3 separate regions of the Homo sapiens genome follow, and all the other regions are linked to region 2. A link is a contact called in ENCODE Hi-C or POLR2A ChIA-PET data. All regions are on one chromosome and are shown on one strand. The core of a region is the stretch at or near the end of the contact, and the rest is flanking DNA. Distances in the headings are between cores, read along the strand shown.

Region 1 (4,389 bases), core at 632-3,131, 160 kb before region 2:
GGTGTGATTCAGGAGTGGTGACAGATTTGGCCCATTTCCACTTGGAGTCCTAATCTCACCTTGTATATGTAACAAAAGCACCTCATGGCTTTCTTCATAGAAACCTAGGAATGCATTGTAGTCAGTTAAAAGATAAGTTAACAGGGCTGGGCGTGGTGGCTCACGCCTGTAATCCCAGCTCTTTGGGAGGCCGAGGTGGGCAGATCACTTGAGGTCAGGAGTTTGAGACCAGCCTGGCTAACATAGTGAAATCCTGTCTCTACTAAAAATACAAAAATTAGCCGGGTGTGGTGGAGGGGCACCTTAATCCCAGCTACTTGGGAGGCTGAGGAAGGAGAATCACTTGAACCCAGGAGGCAGACGTTGCAGTGAGCTGAGATCACACCATTGCACTCCAGCCTGGGTGACAGAATGAGACTGTCTCAAAACAACAAAAACAAAAAGATAAGTTAACAGTGTATTTGTTCTCTGTTTGCTAACTGTGGAAAATAGAATATGGGAGGCCACTTCTGCCCTCCTGGGACTTTCAGTCCACATGGTTTACACGTGGTTATTCTTCCCCTAGAGATTCTTGTAGAAAATGCCGTGACTCCTCCCTGTTAAAATATGCAAGGGAGGAGGAGAGGCCCCTATGAGCCAGCATCCAGTTCACATGTGTTTCCAAGGTAGTCATTAGAGGGTGCCTGTAATAAGCCTCAGGAGGCTTCCAGGGCCTGAGGTTGAAGTGTTAATTTTCAACACAGATGTGCTTCTAGGCTCCTGGACATTAGGTTAAGTGTGTCCTGCTTGGAGCTGATCTGGGACGGTGTTGCCCTTTTTTCTAACCTGTTTGCCCTGCTAATAGTCACGATTTACCGTTCCTTCTGCCCAGTGTGGATTCTCTGCTACTCAGGACAGCTCACTGGTTTAACATTCCAATACATGTTCTTTTGTTTTGTTTTGTTTTTTGAGACGGAGTTTCACTCTTTTGCCCAGGCTGGAGTGCAGTGGCGCGATCTCGGCTCACTGCAACCTCCGCCTTCCGGTTTCAAGCGATTCTCCTGCCTCAGCGTCCTGAATAGCTGGGATTATGGGCGCCCACCACCACACCCAGCTAATTTTTGTATTTTTAGTAGAGATAGGGTTTCACCATGTTGTCCAGGCTTGTCTCAAACTCCTGACCTCGTGATCTGCCTGCCTCGGCCTCCCAAAGTGCTGGGATTACAAAGGTGAGCCACTGCAACCAGCCCAATACATGTTCTTTTAATTTGTTCATTCTGTGATGACATAGTCTGTTCTTACATTCTTTGAGGAGACCCTGCTTTCAGCTCTCATTTTGAGCAGCTAGCAGTCTAGAACCTCCACTTTTCACTTCCTGGCTTCAGACTCTGGGCAGTGTGCTGGCATCTTGCTATATGCAGGCACACCTTGTTTTATTGCACTTCGCAGATGTTGTGCTTTTTACAGATTGGAAGTTTGTGGCAAGCCTGTGTCAGTCAAGCCTATGGCACCATTTTTCTAATAGCATATGTTCACTTCATGTCTCTGTGTCACATTTTGGTCATTTCTGCAATATTTCAAACTTTTTGGTACAATTACGTTTGTTTGATGTTACTATTATAACTGTTTTGGAGTGGCGTGAATTGCCCCCATATAAGATGGTGAACTTAATTGATAAATGTTGTGTGTGTCCTTACTGCTCCTCCAACTAGCCATTTCCCTGTCTCTCTCCCTCTCCTTCAGCCTCTCTAATTCTCTGAGACAAAATGATATTGAAATCAGGCCACTTAATAACCCTACAATGACCTCTAAGTGTTCCAGTGAAAGGAAGTCTCAGAGCTCTCACTTGAAATCAAAACTAGAAATGATGAAGCTTAGTGAGGAAGGCATGTTGAAAGCTGAGACAGCTGAAAGCTAGGCCTCTTGCACCAGACGGCCAAGTTGTGAATGCAAAGGAAAAGTTCTTGAAGGAAATTAAAAGTATTGCTCCAGTAAATACACGAATAAGAAAGTGAAACAGCCTTACTGCTGATACAGAGAAAGTTTGAGTGGTCTGGATAGAAGATCAAACCAGCCACAACATTCCCTTAAGCCAAAGCCTACTCCAGAGCAAGGCCCTAACTCTCTTTAATTCTATGAAGGTTGACAGGTAAGGAAGCTGCAGAAGAAAAATTGTAAGCTAGCAGAGGCTAGTTTATGACGTTTAAGGAAAGAAGCCATCTCCATAACATAAAAGTGCAAGGTGAAGCAGCAAGTGCTGATGGAGAAGCTGCAGCAGGTTACCCAGAAGATCTAGCTAAGACCGCTGATGAAGGTGGCTACAATAAACAACAGATTTTCAATGTAGATTAGAAGTTGCTATCTAACACTTTCATAGCTAAAGAGAAATCAATACCTGGCTTCAAAGCTTCAAAGGCCAGCCTGTCTCCCTTATTAGGGGCTAACACAGCTGGTGACTTTAAGTTGAAGCCAGTGCTCATTTACCATTCTTTACATTCTTAAGAATTATGCTGATTCTATTCTGCTCGTGCTCTGTCAATGGAATAACAAAGCCTGGATGATAGCACATCTGTTTACAGCATGGTTTACTGAATATTTTAGCCCACCATTGAGACCTGCTCAGAAAAAGATTTCTTTCAAAATGTTACTGTTCATTGACAGTGCACCTAGTCAACCAGGAGTTCTGATGGAGATGTACAAGGAGATTAATGTTGTTTTCATGCCTGCTAATACAACATCTATTCTACAGCCCATGGATCAAGGAGTAATTTTGACTTTGAAGTCTTATTGTTTAAGAAATACATTTCATAAGGCTTTAGCTGCCATAGATATTGATTTCTCTGATGGATTGGGGCAAAGTCAATTGAAAACCTTCTGGAAAGGATTCACCATTCTAGATGCCATTAAGAACACTCACATCTGTAATCCCAGCACTTTGGGAGACCGAGGCGGGCAGATCACGAGGTCAAGAGATCGAGACCATCCTGGCCAACATGGTGAAATTCCATCTCCACTAAAAATATAAAAATTAGCTGGGCGTGGTGGCACGCACCTGTAGTCCCAGCTACTTGGGAGGCTGAGGCAGGATGATCGCTTGAACCCGGGAGGCGGAGGTTGCAGTGAACCGAGATCACATCACTGTACTCTAGCCTCTTGACAGAGTGAGACTCCATCTCAAAAAAAAAACAAAAAACCGCCACCAACAACAAAAAAACCCACATTCATGATGCATGGGAGGAGGTGAAAATTTCAACATTATCAAAAATTTGGAGGAAGTTAATTCCAGCTCCGTGGATGACTTTGTGGGTTTCAGTACTTCAGCTGGGAAAGTCACTGCAGATGTGGTAGAAATAGCAAGAGAACTAGAATTAGAAATGGAGCCTGGCGATGTGACTGGATTGCTGCAGTCTCTTGACCAAACTTGAACGGATGAGGAGTTGCTTCTTAGGGAAAAACAAAGAAAGTGGTTTCTTGAGATAGAATCTATTCCTGGTGAAGATTCTGTGAATAACGTTGAAATGACAACAAAGGATTTAGAATATTACATTCACTGATAAAGCAGCAGCAAGGTTTGAGAGGATTGACTCCAATTTTGACAGAAAATGCCATCAAACAGTGTCACATGCTACAGAGAAATCTTTTGTGAAAGGAAGAGTCCATTATGTGGCAAACTTCATTGTCTTATTTTAAGAAATTGGCATAGCAATTTCTTGCTGTGGGGTTGCCACAGCCACCCTGACCTTCAGCAATCACTACCCTGATCAGTCAGCAGCTGTCAACATCGAGGCACGATTCCCCAGCAGCAAAAAGATTACAACGTGTGCTAAAGGCTCAGATGGTCATTAGCATTTTTCTTAGCAATAAAGCACTTTTCAATTAAAGTATGTACATTTTTAGACATAATTACATCGTACACACAATAGACTACATATAGTGTAAACATAAATTTACGTACACTGGGAAACAAAATATTTTTATGACTTGCTTTATTATAGTTATCTGGAACTGAACCTTCAATATCTCTGATGTATACCTGTACTTTTGATTCTCAGGATACATTCTTCTAAAAAATATTGCTGATTTAAGGGGTCAGATATGTCCTGGGAGCCTGTGGCTACTGATCCTATTGCCTCGGTCATCAGCCCTCCTGTTTTCCTAGGTGACATAGAGGGCTTGTAGGGTGGCTGTAGGGTGGTGGAAAAAGAAGCAGAACTGAATTCCAGGGCTGACTTTGCTGCTTGTTAGCTGGGTGACCTTGGGAAAACCACTTAACCTTTCTGGCCCTTACTTTCCTCATGGGAAATAAGATTAAAAATGTATGCGAAGGCTTAATATTGACAAGCTCTATTGAGTTTGAGATTTGACCTTAGAGTTTTTATTAATAGACCTGCCATTTGCTAAGCAAATTTT
Region 2 (4,222 bases), core at 1,661-4,160:
TTCCTGCCTGTTCTGTCTCTTCCTGAGAACCCCTGCCCATGACCGTCTGGCTATCTTAGAGCACACTATGAGATTGTGTGAAGAGGATTTGCTTAGAGGGGACTTGGCATTTTAATGCTAGCAGTAAAACAAACCTGCCATGCTGACTTCTATTGCATTAAAAAGTGAAGCAACAGGCTTGCTTAAACATAAACAGCAACAGTAAAAACCCAGAACTACCTAACTACATGGGCACAGGAAATAGTCCAGCCATCTTGGAGAATAGCACAAAAATACAGCTGACGTGATAACAGTAACCCTGCAATGAGTCTTGACAATGCTGAAGTCAAATGACTTTTTCAAACCTTTCTAATGCTTGGCTATAATCTAAAGGAAGCATTGCACTTCGAGTGCTGATTTTTTATGAAGCTCGTAAACCTTTTTCTTTAAATGCCAATGTGCTGAAAAGTTATGAGTATTAAAGACTTAGAAAGTGCCTTTAAAAGTGTGGGAAAAGGTCCCTCTTTTCTTGATTATGATTCTTGAATGCTAGTAATGATAGTAGTAGTAATAAATGTCATTCTTCACTAGAATAGTTTTTTCCAAAGACCTTTCGGGTCTACTCTCAAGTTCTTTCCTATCTTTGTGTGAGGTGGACGATGTCACTAGCCTCACGTGGCAGAACGGGGTCAGAAGCTCAGAGTTTAAGTAATATGGCCTGGAATTAGAACCCAGGAGTATTGCTCCTTCTTGTAAACTCTGATGCCTGGGTTTTTACATGGTGTCTATCTGTAATGGCTTATAACAGAGTTGCTCCTCCAGAAGTTTTAGCCTCGTTCCTGCTTGATAGGCAGGGCCTCCCATTGGGCCTGACCCAGGATACATGCTTGGTTGCAGAAAGTCAGCTTTGCAGGTTATACTCTCAGCATTTTGGCCACAGTCAACCGTGCAGAAGGCTTCCTACCTAGATGGACAATAGATAGCGATCTGTGTCTGAAATTCCACAGCCATCAAGATGAAACTGAGAAGCTAGATCATCCTTGCTGGAACACAGATTGAGTTAGGGTGTAGGTCGAGGTTCAGTTGTAGAAAGCAGAATATATCACAGCAAACAAGAGGAAGGGATTTATTATAAGGAATTAAATGGCTTATAGAACTATGAAGAGTTCTGAAGACAAAGGTCTCTAGGTGGCGGTTTCAGGAATAAGTACCCCGGAACCACACTACAGAACTAGACCACCAAGAAAGCTGTTGCCACTCCTACAGATGAAGCCACTTCTCCAGAACCACATTGCAACAGCCATGATTGAGAGGGTCCCACAATCAGGAAGCCATGACTTTTATGGTTCTAGAACCATGCCACATCAGCTATGATCAGCATCTGCAAATGATGTCCTGGTCCTGCCTCCTGGAACCCACAAAGTTGGTACCTGGATGCTGCAACATTGGCTAAAACTGTCATAGAAGAACCAGGTGCCTCTTGGACTTTGCTTGCTGAGCAAATGGCAGCTACTGCCAAAATGTGGTCTCTGCCTCACTTTGGCGTTCTAAATTTCACAAAAGCACATCTAACTGGCCCAACTGAAATCATATCTGGAACTGCAGCTGCAGGGACTTTGAGAGTTGGCTTTAGCTTCCCATCCTCTGCCCACATAGGAGAGGTGGGCACACTAGAAGGATAGAATGTATGCTGGAAGCCAATCCACTGTTATCTCCCATGATCTGTGATCATTAGAAATGGACCTAGATTTCCAGAGTCAGCAGATGAAAACAGAACTGAGGTTATAGCCAGAACATGGAATCGTTGTGAATATTTTGGGGAATGTGTGTGTGGATGATCCCAGATATAACAGATGGCAAAGAATTAAAAGTGGCAAAAGGCGCTGGGTTTGTCCTCTAGCTCCTGCTTAGCTCCTTTGAAACTTGTTAAGCTGTAGTTGCAACAGCCCAAGGAGTTCTGGAGAACTCTAGTCTCACTGTGTATTATTTGGGGAAACAATATGTTAAGAAGCTGTCTTAATTGCCAAGCCTTTACTATGCTAATGTTTGTTGTGAATCTCTAGATGTGGATACAGCATACAAGGGTTCCCCAAACATTTGGCCACTGGAAAGCCTCATGCCTCATCTTTAAAAAATGCAGAAGTAGTATTTCCCAACAGTCTTTTTTTTTTTTTTTTTTTTTTTTGAGCTGGAGTTTCATTCTTGTCACCCAGGCTGGACTGCAATGGCGCGATCTCCTGGGTTCAAGCAATTCTCCTGCCTCAGCCTCCCCAGTAGCTGGAATTACAGGTGCCTGCCACCATGCCTAGCTAATTTTTGTAATTTCAGTAGAGATGGGGGTTTCACCATGTTGGCCAGGCTGGTTTCGAACTCCTGGCCTCTGGTGATCCACCCGCTTTGGCCTCCCAAAGTGCTGGGATCATAAGTGTGAGCCATCGCACCTGGCCAGAAATACTCTTCCAAAGAGCAAGCCAGGGAGTACTGTGGAGAAAAGGCTTGTCTGATTTCCAGGGAGTTAACCTTTTCAATAGCCTCCATCAGGAATGTTTACTGTCAAGATGATAAGATTTCCTCAAGTACAGATGGTGCTCTGCCCTTCAAGGAGAATCAAAAGTGGGGAGACCTTGACCAGCAAAACCAGCCCGTGTGGGGTTCTCTCAGGAATTCAGATGGCCTGAGACTTATCCTGAGATACCCCCAAAGAGGTAACCTGTGATCATAATTAGAAATTACAACAAAATACTAATTATCTGTAGACCACATAGCATTTGGGTTGCTCTGTTATAGAAGCAGATGGTGTTACAGAGAAGGAACTGCATTTAGCTTAAGAAAAATAGGGGCAGCTGGGGCAGGAGCTCAGCGACTAAGAGTATACCGAGTTGGGGGAGGGAAACACGCTGTGGGGTGTGAGTGCAGGAGAGCTGACAGCTGCAGTGGTACCACGTGAAATGTATGGAGGGCGGGAGAAAGCCGACTCCACCTTATAAGGACTTGCAGCCAGGACAGCAAAGCCCTAGAGACAGTGATGAGAACTGCACCAGGCATAAATGGTCCATAAGCGCCCTCCAAAAACTGGATGATGCAGAAGAGGGTGAGAGGACACCTTCAACGATGAACTTGTGTCTTATAGCAAATCTCCCACTGATTTTGATTTTCTACATTAATACTTAACAGAGTTTGTCTGTGGCATGTGTGTGTCATTCTCAGGCAAATCCTTTTTGAAGTTTCTGCTTAAGTATTTAAATGCAGTACTGGCTGTTGGTGGGGTGGGGTGGGGTGGGGGAAGCCCTCAAATCTGAGTGTACACCTCTGCTTCTTAACACTAGGTGTGTTCCCATAGGAAGTCAGGCATGCCTTAAATAGACTTCCCAGGAATGGGAAATGGCAGCTGCAGAATTACAGAAGTTGTATCTGCAGAATTATGAGCGTGCTTGTGGCTCCCTCCATTTTTATGTGTTCTGATTTAGTGAGCTTGATATTCTGGGACTGATACCAGCTTCATATGTACACAAAGGTCACGCACTCCTCCTCCAGTTAACCACACAGATTAACATGTGGGCTGCAACTGCATGAGCCGTGCAGAGGATAGAGTCACTACCCCTTCGCTCTTCTGTGCTCTTTAGGCTCAAATCCTCAGTGGTCAGTCCCTTATTGAAGTGCCTTTTTTCCCTGAAAGCACTCTAGTAAATGGAGGTTTAGCATTATTACTGAATCCCAGCTTTTTCTAATACATGGAGCTCAGTGCTTACTGTCTGTTCCAGAGCAATTACTTATCACCATTACCGGAGATTTGAGTCCTCTCCCTTGGTGATTAGACTCTGAAGGATAGTCGTTTTAATTTTGGTAGTTATGATTTAATCTTTTCAAGCTTTTATTATGGACAATTTCAATATCAAAAGCAGAAAGAATAATGTAGTTCCCATGGACCTATTCCTAGCTTAGTTATTACCCATGGCCAGTCTTGCTTCATCTGTACTTGTACCCATTTCCTCTTTCCCTCGGATTATTTTGAAACTGTCATAGAAATACTTCAGTACATAGTACTCTCTGTTCCTTCTGTTTCTCAGTATCTTTTCAAAACTTTTGTGTGTGTGAGACAGAGTCTCACTCTGTCTCCCAGACTGGATTGCGGTGGTGTGATCTCGGCTCACTGCAACGGTCACCTCCCAGGTTCAAGCAATTCTCGTGCCTCAGCCTCCTGAGTAGCTGGTATTACAGGCGCCCACCACCACACCTGGCTAAT
Region 3 (4,603 bases), core at 656-3,155, 150 kb before region 2:
TGTAATGCTTGTTACCTGGTCAGCCTGAGGGCACTTGACTGTGTGTCCTATGCTGCAAGGGATGTAGGAAGGCAGGCTGTGGTTAGAGTGTGGGCTTTCTGTGTTCTTGCTTCCAGGTGCTCTCCATCTCATTCTTGGGAATTTCTCGGATATCACACGAAAAGCACAGGCAACAAAAGCAAAAATAACAAGTGGGACTATGTCAAACTAAAAAGCTTCTGCACGGCAAAGAAAACAATCAACAAAACGAAAAGGAAACCCACAGAATGGGAGAAAATATTTGCAAACCATATATCCAATAAGGGTAACTATCCAAAATATATAAGGAACTTACATAACTCAATAGAAAAAAAAACACCACACAACTGGATTAAAACCTGTGCAAAAGGTGGCTTGCACCTATAATTCCAGCTACTTGGGAGGCTGAGGCAGGAGGATTGCTTGAGCCCAGGATTTCAAGGCTGCGATGAGCTATGATCATGCCACTGTACTCCAGCCTGGGTGACAGAGAACCTATCTCTAAAAAGAAAAAAAAAAAAACTAGGCAAAAGTCTTGAATGTACATTTTTCCAAAGAAGACAGACATATACCAACAGGTATATGAAAGGGTGTTCCACATCACTAATCATCAGAGAAATGCAAATCAAAGCCACAATGAGCTATCACCTCACACCTGTAAGAATCAGTATTATCAAAAAGATAATACTGCATGTTGGTGAGGATGTGGAGATAACATGTTGGTGAGGATGTGGAGAAAAAGGAATCCCTTTACATTGTTGGTGATAATGTAAGTTGGTACAACCATTATGAAAGACAGTATGGAGGTTCCTTTAAAAATCAGAGAATGACCTTATGATCCAGCAATCGCACTTCTGGGTGTGTATCCAAAGGAAATAAAATCACTGTCTCAAAGAGAAATCTGCACTTTCGTGTTCACTGCAGCATTATTTACAGTAGCCAAGATATGGAAACAACCTAAGTGTCTGTTGACAGATGGAAGGATTTTAAAAATGGAATATTATTCAGCCTTAAAGCAGAAGCAAATCCTGCCATTTGCAACAACATGGCTGAACCCTGAGGATATTAGGCTAAATGAAATAAGCCAGTCATAGAAAAATAAATATTGCATGATCTCATTTATATGTGGAATCAAAACAAGTCAGACTCAGAATAGAATGGTGGTTGCCAGGGGCTGGGTGGGGAGTGAGGGTAATGGGGAGATGTTGGTCAAAGGGCACAAACTTTCAATTATAAGATGAATAAGTTCTGGAAACCTAATGTACAGCATAATGACTGCAGTTAATAATAATGTGTTGTATTCTTGAAATTTGCCAAGAGGGTGGATCTTAACTATACTCACCATACAAAAAAGTAGGTGAGGTGAATATGATAATTAGCTTGATTGTGGTAATTACTTCACAATGTGCACTTATATCAAAACATCGCGGTGTACACCTTGAATGTAAACACTTTTTGTCAATTATACCTCAATAAAGTTGAAGAAAAATAGCCAGGAGCCACCTGATGGAAGTCTTTCTCTCCAGCTATTTCCCACCCCTCACCGAGAGAGGCCCAGGAGCTTTCGAGAGTAGACTTGATGCTTTTTTGCCTTTGAAGTTGCTCCGGAGAAAGGAACCAGGGGGAGCTGATGTAGGAAGTTAGCTCATCCCTTCCCACTGAGCCAACTCTGGTTTATCTTTCAGATCCCGCCCTGCCTGGCCACATCTGTGTACATTTACTTATTCCTCACATCCGTATTGTGGGCGTGGGTATCTTTTCCCCCGACTGCTTCTTTCAAAACCTTGCCCTAAGCAGGAGGTTTTTAAGACTGTGTTTAGTCCAGATACTTTGAGCCAACACATCCACATTAGCAGACTCCACAGAGAGCTTGATTCCGGCTCTGGTTCCTACAGATGTTCTGTTGGCTCTTGGGCCCTAGAAATAGGAAACTGGCCTGGTCAGAGATGGCCCAAGCACCAGCATGACCTCATCCCCAGGCCTGGTGAAGGGCGAACAGACCTGAGTGTACAGGAAGGAGCCTGCCTCCCGGGAGCTAAGTAGATTGTAGATTTGGCCGTTGTGTGTTTTTTTTTTTTTTTTCCAGATAATGCATCTAATAAAAATGATGTATGGGAGAAAGGCAGAGAGTACTGGGTTCAAATCCTGGACCACCACAAGCTGAGTAACTTTGTCTTTCTTGCTTGATGTTTCTGAGCTTAGTGTCCTTGTCAAATGGGAATAATAACACCAACCCTGTTGTTTGTCATGAGACATAATAGATACAATATGCGTAATATTCGTAGCTCAGGCACAGGAAGCCAGGAAGCTCTCAATCAATGGTAGTGGATGTTATTAGGACTATCAAGTAGAGTGTGTGTAGGTATTGTTTTCCAAAAAATTTCCTAGAGAAGGCAATGTTTTTCTCCGAATTCTGGCCACACATCAGAATCACATAAAGTAACTTTAAAAACCCAGTTGCCTGGTCTTTCTCTCTTTCTTTTCTTTTCTTTCTTTCTTTCTTTCTTTCTTTCTTTCTTTCTTTCTTTCTTTCTTTCTTTCTTTCTTTCTTTCTTTCTTTTTCTTTCTTTCTTTTCTTTCTTTCTTTCTTTCTTTCTTTTTCTTTCCTTCTTTCTTTCTTTCTTCCTTCCTTCCTTCCTTCCTTCCTTTCTTTTTCTTTCTTTCTTTCCTCCTTACTTCCTTCCTTTCTTTCTTTTGGAGACAGAGTCTCGCTGTGTCACCCAGGCTGGAGTGCAGTGGTGCCGTCTCCGGCTCACTGCAACCTCCGTCTCCAGAGCTCAAGCGATTCTCCTTCCTCAGCCTCCTAGATAGCTGGGACCACAGGTGTGCACCACCATGCCTGGCTAATTTTTGTATTTTGAATAGAGACAGGGTTTCACCATGTTGCCCAGGCTGATCTCAAACTCCTGGCCTCAAGTGATCCACCTGCCTTGGCCTCCCAAAGTGCTGGGATTATAGGCGTGAGCCACCGCACCCAGCCATTTGCCTAGTTTTTCAATCCTGGCGATTCTGATTTGTGAGTCTCTTGTGGTGCTCTGAAATCTGTATTTTTCCAAGTGCTCCAGATGACTCTGATATGCCCTCTGCTTTAACCCAAAGGAATGAACAGCCCTGAGTAGAATTTTAGACAATTGCTTGGGGTGCTATGGGGAGGCAGGGAGTGAGGGGAGTTTGAAGGGACAGGGAAGGCTGTTTTCTGGGGACTCTGAGATCAATTCCATCTTACAATTGTCCCTGTCTGTCATGCGGGTCCTGCAAACCATTCAATTCTGTGTATTCCCCTCCTTCCTGCAGCGACTGAGACAGATGGTGGTGGAGAGCAAGTGCCTGGTGGGGAGAGGAGGCCCGGGACACAGATACCTTAGTCTCACTGCCCTGACAGGCCCACCCCAACTTTCCCTGCAGTGCCTCCAGAACTTTGCCTGGAACTTAGTCACCCTGGGGAGGCTTCTTTCCCTATCTGCTCTGTTGTGCTTCGCTTTCTCATCCCTGTTCTCAACAACATTTCGTCCCCTCTGCCCCACCCACATCACTCGCTCTGCCCTTGGGAGACCTGATCTCTACCTGGCTGTCATTCCAGGAAGCTTGCTTTCTTGTTGAAACGAAAGCATGTGGAGGTTTTGCTTCTCTGTGTTTATGGTCTGCACAGATAACCACTCCCAAATGGAGCTGGGTATGGGGTGTTAAAAAAATTATAACTTTACTTTTAATCCCAGTTAATTTGGCATCTGGCGGCTAATGAGATGCCTGGGAGGTGGAGAGTTGGGCCCTGACTAGCCTAAGGGAGACCACCGATAGGGATAATACGTGTGGACCAGCCCCTGAGTGTGTCCTCAGTATCTGAACAGTGGTGAGGTGGGGAAAGCAGACAATATCAGCGTTCCAGTTTCTGTATTTCAGTTTGTTCAGCATCGAATTTCTTTTCCACCGTAGTTGAATTCTTTCTAGCCCTGGGTCACTGCACTAATTTAAATGGATGGCCTAATAGGTCATTATAGATGTCGTCACAAGCCTCTGGACTTTTACCATGCTAAGATGTTTTTTCTTTTTTTGTAAATTAGCTTGTTAATTATCACACGCCTACAAGTGATAGCCAAAAGAAATCAGACAGTGGAACTGAAGGAAGTTAGGCAGCAATCCTAAGTATCTGTCTCTGCTTTCCGAGATGTTCCTTCCCCTCCTTTTCCCTGCCCCTTCCCTCCTTCGTTGTTTTGCTTTCTTTCAGTTTTCATTTGTATTTGTAGGGAAAGCTATCAGCTATATTCAGTCCCATACCTTTAAATGATTCCTATATATTGATAATTATGGAATTTTCACTTCTGTCCAAATCACTCCTCTAAACCTCAGAGGTATATCCAACTCTCTGGGTATCTAATAGGCTTCTCACACCTCAGATGTCCAAAACCAAACTCGGTTTTCCTTCCCAAATCTGCTCCTCCTGCAGCCTTTCTGGTCCTCACTGTTGAGAAGGGCACCTGGCCCATAGTGGGTGCTCAAAATATATTTACAGAATGAATGAAGACTAAGAAATGGAAACATTTATACCTTCATGCTTGGAGTTAGGAGTGTATCCATTCCCTATTCT

The links. A loop is a pair of places that touch in the nucleus more often than their neighbours do. ChIA-PET counts read pairs that join two places held with the same protein, here RNA polymerase II (POLR2A). Pooled maps may share reads with other maps.
Region 1: a pooled map shows a loop between it and region 2 (4-fold over the local background). The contact joins two enhancer-like sites. A Hi-C loop is called at or near these places in 12 of 37 single-sample maps with no recorded cell type and 5 of 50 pooled maps. POLR2A ChIA-PET finds 5 or more read pairs at or near these places in 1 of 52 experiments (WTC11).
Region 3: a pooled map shows a loop between it and region 2 (2.0-fold over the local background). The contact joins two enhancer-like sites. A Hi-C loop is called at or near these places in 2 of 50 pooled maps. POLR2A ChIA-PET finds 5 or more read pairs at or near these places in 4 of 52 experiments (A549, AG04450, HEK293T and 1 more).

Annotation. Positions count from the first base shown.
Region 1 is chr2:45,722,675-45,727,063 of GRCh38, forward strand. The region is part of intron 1 of PRKCE (protein kinase C epsilon); the gene reads left to right. Among named protein-coding and RNA genes, the nearest start is that of PRKCE-AS1, 49 kb to the left of the region's middle. Within about 2 kb of position 1,882, at least 4 of the 41 ENCODE cell types and tissues checked have a DNase peak (open chromatin) inside an H3K27ac peak, as active enhancers do.
Region 2 is chr2:45,886,326-45,890,547 of GRCh38, forward strand. The region is part of intron 2 of PRKCE (protein kinase C epsilon); the gene reads left to right. Among named protein-coding and RNA genes, the nearest start is that of PRKCE-AS1, 210 kb to the left of the region's middle. RefSeq lists an enhancer at 4,022-4,171. Within about 2 kb of position 2,911, at least 12 of the 41 ENCODE cell types and tissues checked have a DNase peak (open chromatin) inside an H3K27ac peak, as active enhancers do.
Region 3 is chr2:45,741,911-45,746,513 of GRCh38, forward strand. All of the region lies in intron 1 of PRKCE (protein kinase C epsilon), which reads left to right. Among named protein-coding and RNA genes, the nearest start is that of PRKCE-AS1, 69 kb to the left of the region's middle. Within about 2 kb of position 1,906, at least 12 of the 41 ENCODE cell types and tissues checked have a DNase peak (open chromatin) inside an H3K27ac peak, as active enhancers do.